2 separate regions of the Homo sapiens genome follow, and region 1 is linked to region 2. A link is an interaction called in ENCODE POLR2A ChIA-PET data of the cell type or tissue named here. Cell type or tissue: GM12878. All regions are shown on one strand. Links, peaks and the distances in the headings refer to the core of each region. The heading gives the core; the rest is flanking DNA. Region 1 overlaps CLPTM1 (CLPTM1 regulator of GABA type A receptor forward trafficking). Region 2 overlaps MARK4 (microtubule affinity regulating kinase 4).

Region 1 (4,384 bases), core at 220-4,219, 300 kb before region 2:
TTTTTGTATTTTTAGTAGAGACCAGGTTTCACCGTGTTAGCCAGGATGGTCTTGATCTCCTGACCTCGTGATCCACCCGCCTTGGCCTCCCAAAGCACTGGGATTACAGGCATGAGCCAGCGCGCCTGGCCTATTTTATTTTATTTTTTTTTGAGACAGAGTTTCACTCTTGTTGCCCAGGCTGGAGTACAGTGGCATGATCTTGGCTCGCCACAGCCTCCACCTCCCAGGTTCAAGCAATTCTGCCTCAGCCTCCCAAGTAGCTGGGATTACAGTCATGTGTCACCACGCCCAGCTAATTTTGTATTTATAGTAGAGATAGGGTTTCTCCATGTTGGTCAGGCTGGTCTCGAACTCCCGACCTCAGGGGACCCACCTGCCTTGGCCTCCCAAAGTGTTGGGATTACAGGCGTGAGCCAAAAAATTTTTTTAAATTAGCCAGATATGGTGGTGCGCAACCTGTAGTGTCCTCCGACTCAGGAGGCTCAGGTAGAAGGATCATTTGAGTCCAGGAGGTCAAGGCTGCAGTGAACTGTGATCAGGCCACTGCACTTCAGCCTGAGCAACAAAGCGAGACCCTGTCTCAAAAAGAAATATAAATAAAATAATAAAAAGGTAAGGCCAGGGCCGTGATGGCTCACACCTGTAATCCCAGCACTTTGGGAGGCCAAGGCTAGAGGATTGCTTGAGCCTAGGAGTTCGAGACCAGCCTGGGCAACATGGCAAAACCCCCCCTAATAAAAATACAAAAATTAGCCAGGCATGGTGGCACATGCCTGTAATCCCAGCTACTCGGGAGCCTGAGGTAGGAGGATCACCCAAGCCCAGGAGGTTGAGGCTGCAGTGATCACACCACTGCACTCTAGCCTGGATAACAAAAGGAGACCCTGTCTCACAAATAAATAAATAAAAAGGTAAAGAAAAACCATGAGATTAATATCAATAATAGTTTAATTGAGCTCAACATATTCTCGTTTCAACATATGATCAGTATAAAAAGTGAGATATTTTACATTTTTGTTTCCCCTTGTGTCAGTTTTCAGAATCTAGTGTGTGTGACTGGGCACGGTGGCTCACATCTGTAATCCCAGCACTTTGGGAGGTTGAGGCAGGTGGATCACTTGAGGCCAGGAGTTTGAGACCAGCCTGGCCAACATAATGAAACCCCAGCTATACTAAAAATACAAAAATTAGGCGGGCATGGTGGCTAACGCTTGTAATTCCGTCTACTCGGGAGGCTGAGGCAGGAGAATCACTTGAACCCAGAAGGCAGAGGTTGCAGTGAGCTGAAATCGTGCCACTGCACTCTAGTCTGGGCGACAGAGCGAGACTATGTCAAAAAAAAAAAAAAGGGTCTAGCGTGTGTTTTATATCATAGCACTTCTTGGTTTGGACCAGCCATATTTGCAGTGCCCAGTAGCTGCATGTGGCCAGCAACCCTGATACTGGATGGTGCAGCTCTAGAAGATTTTCCTCCAAGAAAGGGGGGCTTTTTCCTCCCCACAGGAGCCAGGTCCATCTGGTCTGGATGCCTCCAAGCTGCAGAATGTGTTCTTTGCCTGAGCCAAAGCCTCTCTCCCCTGTGCCTCCCCCTCCACCAGCCAGCGCTGCCCTCTGGGGCTCTCCCTTCCCTGGACAGTCTCTGTCAGGTGTGGACACGATTGGGGCATGTCCCCCTGGAATTTTCTCCAAGTCAACCCTTGAGTGTTGGTTTCTCCCCCTGGACACAGGAGGAAGATCCCCAATGATTTAATAATCATAGAAATGATGAGGATTGGCCAGGTGGCTCAAGCCTGTAGTCCCAGCAATTTGAGAGGCCGAGGCAGGTGGATCACTTGAGGTTAGAATTTGAGACCAGCCTGGCCAACATGGTTAAACTCCGTCTCTACTAAAAATACAAAAATTGCTGGTCATGGTGGTGGATGCCTGTAATCCCGGCTACTCGGGAGGCTGAGGCAGGAGAATTGCTTGAACCTAGGAGGCAGAGGTTACAGTGAGCTGAAGTCATGCCACTGCTCTCTAGCCTGGGCAACAGAGTGAGACTCCATCTCAAAAAAAAAAAAAAAATGAGGATGACGTTTCTGCTAATAAGCAGTAGGCCCTGGGCCAAGAAGTGGTGAGGCTTTTCTTCCTTCTTTAGGGAAGTGACATCACTCACCAGCATCCCTTAGCTTGTAGGATTCAGAGCCAAGATTGCCCCCAGAGCCCCCGCTGTTGGCCAGGTCTCTTTCCCCTTTCCCTGTCTCTCCCTGGCCCCAGGGGACAGGATAGAGACTTGAGGGAGGGCAGACTGAGTTTTCCTTCATAGCATAAGGAAGAGCTGAAAAGTCCCCGGGCTCAGTGGCTCACGCCTGTCATCCCAGCACTTTGGGAGACTGAGGTGGGCAGATCACGAGGCCAGGAGATTGAGACCAGCCTGGGCAACATGGTGACACCCTGTCTCTACTAAAAATACAAAATTAGCCGGGCGTGGTGGTACACGCCTGTAGTCCCAGCTACCCAGGAGGCTGAGGTGGGAGAATAGCTGGAACCTGGGAGTCGGAGGTTGCAGTGAGCCAAGATCACACCACTGCACTGCAGCTTGGATGACAGAGCGAGACTCTGTCTCAAAAAAAAAAAAAAAAAAAAAAAAAAAAGAAAAGAAAAAAGAAAAATACTTAGCTTCTTTTCGGGCCAGGTGCGGCAGCTCACACCTGTAATCCCAGCACTTTGGGAGGCCAAGGTGGGCAGATCACGAGATCAGGAGATTGAGACAATCCTGGCTAACACAGTGAAACCCTGTCTTTACTAAAAATACAAAAAATTAGCAGAGCCTGGTGGCACACGCCTGTAATCCCAGCTACTTGAGAGGCTGAGGCAGGAGAATTGCTTGAACCCAGGAGGCGGAGGTTGCAGTGAGCCGAGATTGTGCCACTGCACTCCAGCCTGGGTGACAGAGCGAGACTCTGTCTCCAGAAAAAAAACAGAAACGTCCCCAGGCCAGGGCAGAGGTTGGGAGATGGAGCGTGGGCACGCACAAGCCCCTTCCTCCCCGGCAGCATTTGGGACAACATGGCAGGGGGCCTGTGGCCAACTGGGCCTCTGCGAGAGGAAGTGAGGCCAACTCCTGGCTGGGGATTCACAGCCTCAAAGTGTTTCTCATCTTGGTTTCTCATGTTGGTGGCTTCAGGCCTTTTTTGGAACCGTCTGCTGCCTCTTTATAGTCATGTATTCAACTGGTCATCACCGAGCCTGTGCAGGCGCCCCATGTGTATTCAAACAGGCCCTGCCCCTACCCGCATTTCCGCACAGAGTTTGCAGACTGGTTGCAGGGACAGACAGCAGGCAGGTAAACCACTGGCTAAGTGGTTTTGGATAGTGGTGAAATGTTGTGAAGGAAACAAGCTGGCAGGAGAATGACTGCATAGGCTCATTCAGTGGGGTGGCCAGGGAAGCCCTGTGGAAGAAGGACATTCTGCCAGGGACTTGAATGCCACGGAGGAGCCAGGCCACGAAGATTGTGTCAGGGCATGGGTTCCTGGGACACGGGGCAGCACGCCTGAAGGCCCCGGGTTGGCATGTTTGAGAAGTGGAAGGTGGTGAGGGTTGAGAGGTCACCGGGGCTACGGTGAGTGTCTGGGGTTCCAAAGCTGCGGGATGCCATGATCAGTCACTTGTTTTTATTTATTTGTTTGTTTGTTTTCTTTTTCTTTTTGAAACGGAGTTTCGCTCTTGTTGCCCAGGCTGGAGTGCAACAGTGCGATCTCAGCTTCCTGTAACCTCCACCTCCCTAGTTCAAGCGATTCTCCTGCCTCAGCCTTCCGAGTAGCTGGGATTACAGGCACCCGCCACCACATCCGGCTGATTTTTGTATTTTTATTAGAGACGGGGGGTTTCACCATGCTGGCCAGGCTGGTCTCTAACTCCTGACCTCAGGGGATCTGCCCGCCCCAGCCTCCCAAAGTGCTGGGATTACAGTGCCCTACTGAGCTGGGGTTTCTGCCTGGGGCATTTGGTGATGGTGGCGTCCCCATGATCATGAGGAACTGGGATTCGTTGAGATTTGGGGAGGCAGTTCTGGCATTCCAGGTCACATTGATCTCAGCAGGTGAGTGCAAGGTGGATGCCAGGAGACCGTGAGCCGTTGCTGGTGGGCAGGGGTCCGGGCTCTGGAGGCTGCAGGTGCCAGCAGGTCTCACGTCCCCTCCTTTCCCACCTCCCAACCACAGTGATCAACAAATACAAGCGCAGACGATTTCAGAAAACCAAGAACCTGCTGACAGGAGAGACAGAAGCGGACCCAGAAATGATCAAGGTAAATGGGCAGGGTTGTCAGGGCCTATAGGGACCAAGCCAGGCCATTCACAGCTCATCCCAGACCACTGGGGCTGTCATCTGTCACCAC
Region 2 (4,384 bases), core at 222-4,221:
ACCTGAGGTTGGGAGTTTGAGACCGGCCTGGCCAACATGGTGAAACCCTGTCTCTACTAAAAACACAAAATTAGCTGGGCGTGTTGGTGCGTGCCTATAATCCCAGCTACTCGGGAGGCTGAAGCAGGAGAATTGCTTGAAACTGGGAGGCGGAGGTTGCAGTGAGCCGAGATCATGCCATTGCACACCAGCCTGGGCAACAGAGAGACCTCATCTCAAAAAAATTAAAAAAAAAAAAAAAAGGATACACACCACCATCAGCACCCATTAGGCATGGAGACTTCTGAGAGGTCCCTTCACCCACACACTCATCAAATTTTAACCCTCTCTTCTATTTTTTTTAACGGCTTTATTAAGGTTAAAATTCATATACCAAACAACGTACCCATTTAAAGTGCACAATTCAGGCCGGGCATGGTGGCTCACGCCTGTAATCCCAGCACTTTGGGAGGCTGAGGGCAGGAGGATTGCTTGAGCCCAGGAGTTCTAGACCAGCCTAGGCAACATAGCAAGACCCCGTCTCTACAAAAAAATTAAAAATTGGCCAGGCACAGCGGCTCACGCCTGTAATCCCAGCACTTTAGGAAGCCGAGGTGGGAGGATCACGAGGTCAGGAGTTCAAGACCAGCCTGGCCAAGATGGTGAAACCCTGTCTCTACTAAAAATACAAAAAAAGCCAGGCATGGTGGCGGGCACCTGTAATCCCAGCTACTCGGGAGGCTGAGGCAGAGAATTGCTTGAACCTGGGAGGTGGAGGTTGCAGTGAGCCGAGATCACGCCACTGCACTCCAGCCTGGGCCACAGAGCGAGACTCCGCCACCCCGCCCCCTAAAAAATTAAAAATTAGGTGTGGTAGTACACGCCTGTGGTCCCAGCTACTTGGGAGGCTGAGGTAGGAAGACCACTTGAACCCAGGAGATCGAGGTCGTGGTGAGCCGTGATCGCGCCACTGTACTCCAGCCTGGGTTACAGAGCGAGACCTCATCTCAAAAAATAAATTAAAAAGTGCACAATTCAGTGGCTTTAATATATTTATAGAGTTGTACATCTATCATGATGACCGATTTCAGAACATTTTCATTACCCCAAAAAGAAAATTCACAACTTTTAGCAATCAACTTCCAGGCAGGGCATGGTGGCTCATGCCCGTAATCCTAGCACTTTGGGAGACTGAGGCAGGCAGATCACCTGAGCGCAGGAGTTCGAGACCACTGGGCAACATGGCGAAACCCCATCTCCACTATAAAATACAAAAATTAGCCGGGCGTAGTGGCAGGCGTCTGTAATCCCAGCTACTCAGGAGTCTGAGGCAGGAGAATTGCTTGAACCTGGGAGGCGGAGGTTGCAGTAAGCTGAGATCGCGCCACTACACTCTAGCCTGGGCGATAAGAGTGAGACTTCCTCTCAAAAAAAAAAAAAAAAAAAAAAAAAAATCAACTTCCAATCCCCCTTCCACCCTCAGCTACTAATCTACTTTCTATGTCGATGAATTTGGCTATTCTAGACATTTCAGGTAAATGGAATTACACGATGTGTGGCCTTCAGTGACTGGCTTCTTTCATTTAGCAGAAAGTTTTCAAGGTTCATCCATGATATGGGTATCAGCACTTCATTCCTTTTCATTGGCAAGTAATATTCCATTGCATAGATAGACCACATTTTGTTTATCCATTCATGAACACGTGGATTGCCTCCACTTTTTGGCTGTTGTGAATGATGCTGCTGTGAACATTTGTATCCGTGTTTTTGTGTGGCTGTGTTTTGCCGTCATTTCTCTTGGGTACGTATCTGGGAGTGGAATTGCTGAGTCATCTGGTAACTGTGTGTTTAATAATAGTTTGAGGAACTTTCAGGGTGTTTTCCAACTCTGTTCGTTTTACAGCCCTGCTTGTCTGCAGGGGTGAAGTTCTTACTCTGGGACAGGTACTAGGCTGTCTGCTTGTCTAATCTTTTTTTTCTCTGTCTTACATATCTCACCTTATCTTTTTCTAGATCTCTCAGCTCCTAGATTTCTTCTTTTTTTTCTTTTTTTGAGACAGAGTCTCACTCTGTCGCCCAGGCTGGAGTACAGTGGTGCGATGGTGGCTCACTGAAACCTCAGTCTCCCAGGTTCAACTGATTCTCCTGCCTCAGGCCCCCGAGCTGGAATTACAAGCCACCTTGCCCAGCTAATTTTGTATTTTTAGTAGAGACAGGGTTTCACCGTGTTGGCCTGGCTGGTCTTGAATTCCTGACCTGAGGTGATCCACCCGCCTCGGCCTCCCAAAGTGCTGGGATTGCAGGCGTGAGCCACTGTGCCCAGCCACTCCTAGATTTCTTTTCTTTTTTTTTTTTTTGGAGGCAAAGTCTCGCTCCGTTGCCCAAGCTGGAGTGCAGTGGCGCAATCTTGGCTCACTGCAAGCTCCACCTCCCGGGTTCATGCCATTCTCCTGCCTCAGCCTCCCGAGTAGCTGGGACTATAGGTGTCCACCACCACGCCCAGCTAATTTTTTGTATTTTTAGTAGAGATGGGGTTTCACTGTGTTAGCCAGGATGGTCTTGATCGCCTGACCTCATGATCCACCTGCTTTGGCTTTGGCTTCCCAAAGTGCTGGGATTACAGGCATGAGCCACCGCGCCTGGCCCGCTCCTAGATTTCTTACATCTCAGTTTTAGAATCCAGCCCAGGGCTGAGTGCAGTGGCTTACGCCTGTAATCCCAGCACTTTGGGAGGCTGAATTGGGTGGATCACTTGAGCTCTCAAGTTCGACACCAGCCTGGGCAACATGATGAAACCTCATCTCTACAGAAAAATACAAAAATTAGGCTGGGCGCAGTGGCTCTTGCCTTGTAATCCCAGCACTTTGGGAGGCCGAGCTGGGTGGATCACCTGAGGTCAGCAGTTTGAGAGCAGCCTGGCCAACATGGTGAAACCCTGTCTCTACTAAAAATATCAAAATTAGCCGGGTGTGGTGGTGAGCACCTGTAATCTCAGCTACTTGGGAGGCTGAGGCAGGAGAATTGCTGGAACCCGGGAGGCAGAGGTTGCAGTGAGCCGAGATTGTGCCATTGCACTTCAGCCTGGGCGGCAACAGCAAGACTCTGTCTCAAAAACAAAACAAAACAATTAGCTGGGCATGGTGGTGTGCACCTGTAATCCCAGCTACTTGAGAGGCTGAGGTGGGAGGATGGTTTGAGCCTGGGAGGCCGAGGTTGCAATGAGTCCAGATCGTGCCACTGCACTCCAGCCTGGGCGATAGAGCCAGACTGCCGTGTCTCAAAAAAAAAAAAAAAAAAAAAAAAGAATCCAGCCCAAGTGTTAGCTAGAATCTCCTTGGTCCACTCATCAGGATCAGGATGGAGCTCTGATATCGAGTCCAGTTGGGATTAATCTGCTGTAATGGGGGCACAGGAGGACACATTGCACAAAGTGGCTGCTGAAAGCCTGCGCTCTGACCTCCCCTCCACACTGAAGTGAGGGAGGAGAGAGGTGTCAGGGAATCTGAGACCCAGCATGAGCCCCACACGGGAAGTGGTGCTTCTGCCCTACCCCCACCATTGCTGGAGGTCAAACCATTCCCTGCCCCTGCGTCTTGTCTTTCCCACCTGTAAAATGACAGGGCGTGCCCAGAAAGTTCCTAAGGAGCTTGTGACTTTGGTATCATATGGTTAGAACGTGGTAACCTTCAGAACTCCCCACACTGAGACCTGAGTTCCAGGGATTCTCAGAGAGGGATTGCTGGCAGGTGCCAGGTATCTGTCATTGTCATTGTAGAGCTCTCAGCTTGTGGTTCTGGGACTTCTGAGCATGTATCGCTCCTGAGGATGTAACAAGCAGACCTTCTGACCCTCTCAAGTTTGAGATCACTTTTCACCCCCGGGTTCTAAAACAGTAGATTCCTAAGATGTTCCTAGAGACCAGAATTATTTTGTGTTGCTTTTGAAATTGTTCATACAATAACATCCTTGAAAATGTGTTAGTTTGGAAAGGATAGACAGTGAAAAAGTCTTCATCCAACACATATCCCCAGCTCCCAGTTTCTCAAATGCAGCAACTGTTACGGTTTTTTGTTGTTGTTTTTGTTTTGTTTTTTGACGGAGTCTCGCACTGTTGCCAGACTGGAGTGCAATGGTGTGATCTCTGCTCACTGCAACCTCTGCCTCCCAGGTTCAAGCGATTCTCCTGCCTCAGCCTTCCAAGTAGCTGGGATTACAGGTGCATGCCACCATGCCCAGCTAATTTTTGTATTTTTAGTAGAGACAGGGTTTTGCCATGTTAGCCAGGCTGGTCTCAATCTCCTGACCTTGTGATCCACCCGCCTTAGCCTCCCAAAGTGCTGGGATTACAGGCGTGAGCCACCGCGCCTGGCCCTGTTATGGGTTTTAATATGAATTCCTTTGGAGA

The links. Peaks named below come from ENCODE experiments on the same cell type or tissue, not always from the same donor. Only the 100,000 strongest peaks of a DNase experiment are listed, where the experiment ranks them.
Region 1: POLR2A ChIA-PET joins it to region 2 with 8 read pairs; 3 of 35 experiments call an interaction of 5 or more read pairs at or near these places.

The regions. Positions count from the first base shown.
Region 1 is chr19:44,981,010-44,985,393 of GRCh38, forward strand. CLPTM1 (CLPTM1 regulator of GABA type A receptor forward trafficking) reads left to right here. Exons shown (of 14, transcript NM_001294.4): 6 at 4,209-4,294. Among named protein-coding and RNA genes, the nearest start is that of RELB, 18 kb to the right of the region's middle. In GM12878, for the core only: no CTCF peak of the experiment used is centred there; no DNase peak of the experiment used is centred there.
Region 2 is chr19:45,282,004-45,286,387 of GRCh38, forward strand. All of the region lies in intron 12 of MARK4 (microtubule affinity regulating kinase 4), which reads left to right. Among named protein-coding and RNA genes, the nearest start is that of MARK4, 33 kb to the left of the region's middle. In GM12878, for the core only: no CTCF peak of the experiment used is centred there; a DNase peak (open chromatin) is centred at 1,808; H3K27ac peaks cover 632 bases.